Linked DNA regions of Homo sapiens: region 1 is linked to region 2. Evidence: chromatin loops called from intact Hi-C (ENCODE). Cell type or tissue: ascending aorta. All regions are shown on one strand. Region 1 holds the start of LINC02897 (long intergenic non-protein coding RNA 2897). Region 2 overlaps ZNF670-ZNF695 (ZNF670-ZNF695 readthrough (NMD candidate)).

What was found. Peaks named below come from ENCODE experiments on the same cell type or tissue, not always from the same donor. Only the 100,000 strongest peaks of a DNase experiment are listed, where the experiment ranks them.
Region 1: a loop joins it to region 2, with 2.3 times the contacts of the local background. A loop is called at or near these places in 29 of 110 quality-filtered maps.

Annotation. Positions count from the first base shown.
Region 1 is chr1:247,110,755-247,113,254 of GRCh38, reverse strand. LINC02897 (long intergenic non-protein coding RNA 2897) reads left to right here and starts at 838. Exons shown (of 1, transcript NR_167894.1): 1 at 838-2,500. In ascending aorta, no CTCF peak of the experiment used is centred here; a DNase peak (open chromatin) is centred at 1,304; H3K4me3 peaks cover 1,927 bases; H3K27ac peaks cover 1,473 bases.
Region 2 is chr1:246,946,371-246,948,870 of GRCh38, reverse strand. The region is part of intron 6 of ZNF670-ZNF695 (ZNF670-ZNF695 readthrough (NMD candidate)); the gene reads left to right. It also overlaps a transcript of ZNF695 not described here. Among named protein-coding and RNA genes, the nearest start is that of AHCTF1, 16 kb to the right of the region's middle. In ascending aorta, no CTCF peak of the experiment used is centred here; a DNase peak (open chromatin) is centred at 1,460; H3K4me3 peaks cover 523 bases; H3K27ac peaks cover 2,500 bases.

The DNA.
Region 1 (2,500 bases), 160 kb before region 2:
CCCCGAAGGCAGGAGGGTCTGACAGTAGAGGGCGGAGATATTTCCTGTCCTGGGTCTCCTGCCCAGAGATCACTGTTCATCAGGCCATGGCTAGGCCAGTCTGCTGGGGGAACTGTGTTCCCTGTCCCCTGCCTTGGGAGTCTAGTGGCCAGATCCAGGTTGTTACAGTTAAGAGCCCCCAGTGTACTGGGGGAAGCCCCGGGGGGAGGGGGTGGGGATGGAGGTGGAATGATGCTCCATCAAAAGGGCCCTGGGGTGGGTCCCAGAGAACAAACATCAAATTGAGGCCCTTTTCTGAAGCTGGCTGCCCAAGGAATTTGCGTTTTGGAGTAAGATGAGAACATGGGGTCAGGGAAGAAAGCATTTTGGTTTTGGAAATGCACAAAGTTCTCTGAGGCTCTCTGAGGTCCAGATGTTTCGCTAGGTATGTGCTTTAAAAGGGCCCAGGAGGAGTGGGGGCGCCCAGAAGGGACAATGCAGCCAGGGGCCAAGGTCTGGCCTGCCTGCCTCCCCACCTACAGGCATTCCAGAGTTTCGTACAAAGTCAGAAAGATGTGCGGCCAAGGAGGGCTAATGCGAGTTTATTTGGATTGTCCAGTTTAATCGTCAAAACACCCCTGACATACGGGTCCTTCCTGGCAGGTGAGGAAACTGAGGTTCGAGTAGGGCATCCAGAGCTGGGGCGGGCAGTTGGCAGCCTGCAGCCCCTGAGGTCCCGGCAGATCTTCCCTGGCCCCCAGCCAGGCACGCTGCACACTCCAGCTCATTCACCTGCCAATCACCTGTCCAGGACTCAGGCCGGCGGGGCCTCCCGTCCTCCCGCCAGCCCCCTTGCTCATCGCTGGGGCCTCCCTGCGAGGCTGTCAGCGGCCGAGGTGGGGGCCCTTGCCGGGGTGAGGAGCCGATCGTCCACCGGATCAGGCCCCCTGCAGCAGCCCGCCTGGAGCCCGAGCATGGCCGGGCGGGGAAGGGGCGGCGGCACCGGAATTGCTCCGCCCAGCTAAGGCCGGGGCCGTGGCTCCTGTGCAAGATGGGCCTGTGCACCCTCCAGCCCCTGGGCCCTCCTCGAAAATCCTCCACATCCTGCGGGACCTGGACCGCCAGCGGCCTCCCAAGCCTGGGCCATTTGCCCCGTCGCCTCCGCCTGGCATTCGACTTCTTAGAACCGCGGGCACGAGGGCAGCGTGGGGGCAGTGGTGGCTGTCAGTCCACGCGGGCCGCCGAGAGGACGCGCCCACCCCACCCTCCAAACGCCGTCCTCCTGCTTCAGCCAGAGCCGTCCCTGACATGGGCCCAGGGACGCGGCTGCAGAGGCCACTTCCGGTCACTCCCCGCTGCGGCCTCGCGCTCCGGGAGCCGCACCCTCCGCTGCGCCAGCTCCGACCGCAGTCTTCGGGAGCAGAAGCAGCGCCGCGCGGGCCCTGACCCCACACCCTCCCCGGCGCCTCCGCCTGCAGGACCCCGGCCCTCCCCGGGCTCGCTGGGTCCCTCCGCCCCGGCCGCTCCCCGCACCGCGCGCGGTGCCTACGAGCTCCAAGGCGGCGCCAGCCAAGACGGTCCCGGCCAAGCGGCGGTGGGTGCGACCCCCACCACGGGCCCCGGCACCGGCGGGGAGGGCGCGCTCCTAGGCTGCGGGAGCGGACGGACCCCTCCGACTTCGGCCACCTGGCGCCGCCGCCTCCTCCCCGCCGAAGTCCCTCCCGGGGCAGCCGCCGCAAACTTTCCGGAGCGGGAGCGACTGTGAACCCGAGTCCTCCCGGCGCCCCGGGCCCTTCGCGCGCCTGCCGGTCCCCGTAGCCCGGCCCTGCGCCCGCCCGGGCCCCACTACTGCGGCCGAGCGATCCGGCGTGACCGCGGGACCCACAGGGCGCCCCTGCCCCGCGGCTCTCTCCACCCCCGCGCGCTGGGGCTGCGGCGCCGTGTCTGGCGCGAGGCTGGGGGCCGAGGGTGCGTAGTCGGGGGAGACAGCCGGTCCTAGGGGGCCCTTTGGCCGGGCGCGGGGGCTCACGCCTGTAATCCCAACCACTGGGGAGACTGAAGCGGGAGGAGCGCTTCAGTGCAGGAGTTCGAGAGCTGGTGGGGAAACCAGCCCCACACCACCCGGCGGGTACCCCGAGTCCGGCGCAGACAAAGGATTTAGAAAGAGAATCACAGTTTAACCGGCGGGTCCAGGGGACCAGGGCGTCGGAGGCTTGCTCGCGGCCCCGAGCTCTCGGCCTCCACCCAATTTATTGGTTTACCAGCTCTTCGTTCTTAGGGCAAATGGGAGGGGTGAGAAGGGATGAGGAAAAGGATTAATCAATGAAGGAGAACTCGTGACTCATTTAATAAGATGTGTAGCCGTGGCGGTTTCTGTGAATTTCCTCTAGCAAAGGCGTGTGTCTAAACTATTTAAGATCTTTACCTTATCCGGACTGAAATGCGTGGGAGCGGGTTTCAGGAGCAGCCAAGATGTTTGATTGTACTCCACTGCTTCAAGGGAGTGTTATCTCCGCCAGCA
Region 2 (2,500 bases):
GGAATAGATGCTTAGGGAGAGGCAAGGCTTAGGGTCTTCAGAGCAATGAGGCGAATGGCAGGGTATAAAGCCCTTAGCCTCTTACCTCTCTTGTCTTCTATGAGCCTGTTGCTGGTTATAAACTTGCTTGAAAAGTTTGCTCTTAGTGCTAAATTGTGCAACTCAGACACACTAAAACAACTATTTATTGTACACACATCGTGCCAGACACTTTTCATGCAACACCATTAATTTAATCTCTACAGTGGCAGCCCTGTGAAGTTAGTATTATTTTCCAATTTTATTGCCAAGGAACCTGGGACAGAATGTAAATCAAGGTACTGTTTCCTTCATTGAGAAAGTCTGACTTTGGAAAAAAAGTCAGCCAAGTTAAGTAGTGTGTTGAGTGGCGTGGCTCATTTTATTTTCTGGTGCAAGCCCCTTATCTCCTCGCAGCCTCGTACAGACAGTTTGGGATCCACACTTGGAGTGGCATTGGCTTAGAAAAGGTCAACTACAGCCAGGCGTGGTGGCTCACACCTGTAATCCCAGCACTTTGGGAGGCTGAGGAGGGTGGACCATTTGAGGTCAGGAGTTCAAGACCAGCCTGGCCAACATGGTGAAACCTCATCTCTACTAAAAATACAAAAATTAGCCAGGCGTGGTGGTGAGTGCCTGTAATCCCAGCTACTCAGGAGGCCGAGGCAGGAGAGTTGCTTGAGCCTGGGAAGTAGAGGTTGCAGTCAGCCAAGATCACGCCACTGCATTCCAGTCTGAGTGACAGGGTAAGATCCTGTCTCAAAAAAGAAAAGAAAAAGAAAAGGTCAACGACGTCACTCATCGCCTCACAGGTAATGAGTGTGGAGACAGAATTCCAAGCAAACTGTGCTCTTTCCCAATACCACATTATCCTTCCAGTATTCAAGGAATGAAATCATGGCCTCAGCAAACAACTCTGCAGAATTTTCTCCTGCCACAGGGCTTTCCTTGTCCCGTTCCTTGCAATAATTTTGCAGCATGTATATTATATTAGAAAAACAATAGCTACTTAAATGTTCCATTAGAATTATAGAAGGCTGTGATACTGGTACATGGTAATTCATGGAGGTGAGCACCAGAAATTAAAGTAAGACATAAGATTGTCCTCTGAAAATAAAACAAGTGATGTCTGTACCCATTATGGATAGAATTATCCATCCGTGGGATTAAATCAAGAGACTGTGAATAAACGTGTGGTTGAGATGCATGGAAACGCCCGATATACCACTCACAGTGTCCCAGAAACAATGCCAGGGAGAAAAGCCTGATTGTCGCTTCATCAGCAAAAACCCAAATCTGTTGTACTCTGCCCTGTGTGGAATGACCTTGTGCTTAGAATGGCAGTAGTGCGGGAAAGGAAGTCGGAGACCCAGAGTTGGCTGTGTTGATCTAGAACAGACTGTTCTCTGTTGAGAGGCAATTGTGAGTCACCAGGCTTCCCAAACCTTCAAAACAATCCCCACAAGCCATGTACAGTGGTGCATGCCAATAGTCCCGGCTTCTCAAGAGGCTGAAGCAGGGGGATTGTTTGAGCCCAGGAGTGTGAGGCTATGGTGCACACTATATGACAGGCATGACAGTGCCTGTGAACGGCCACTGCACTCCAGCCTGGGCGACAAAGGGAGGGTCTGTCTCTAAAAAAAAAACCACCCCCCCAAAAAAAATAAAAAACCCTATCACCCCATTTACTCTTTGATTTTTTTTTTTTTTTTTTTGACGGAGTCTCGCTTTGTCGCCCAGGCTGGAGTGCAGTGGCCCGATCTCAGCTCACTGCAAGCTCCACCTCCCGAGTTCATGCCATTCTCCTGCCTCAGCCTCCGGAGTAGCTGGAACTACAGGCGCCCGCCACCACGCCCGGCTAATTTTTGTATTTTTTGTAGAGACGGGGTTTCACTGCATTAACCAGGATGGTCTTGATCTCCTGACCTCGTGATCTGCCTGCCTTGGCCTTCCAAAGTGCTGGGATTACAGGCGTGTGCCACCGCGCACAGCCTACTCTTTGATTTCATGTTCACCAAGCCATATTTTGATTACTCGGTTTCCCACACATCTCACTATCTGAAGAGAGGATTCTCTGGATCAGGCCTACAGGAATCCCAGTTAAAGCAAAGAAATATCCACTATTATCAATCAGTAAGTTAGAATTTTGGTTTCTAGATACACTTCTTAGGATTGTGGTTCCCACAAGTCAGTCTCCTTGAGACAGATGAGCTCTAGGAGTCCTGGCATGACCAAGTTTTCTCCAAGAGCAAGACTGGAGCCAGGTTTGTGGTGCTGTCACCGGGAGAGGGCCCGCCTGGCTGCCAGCCAGATGCCATCTCGCTCATCACCCCTCCTTTCAACCTTCACAAATGAGTGCAATTGTTGGCTACATAAAATGCCAGGAAATAAGTAAAAGTCCGAGAGGGTATGAAAATTTATCAGAAGGCTAAAAATGAGTAAGAAATCAGACCGCATAAGAATTGAGAACATAATAGGGACC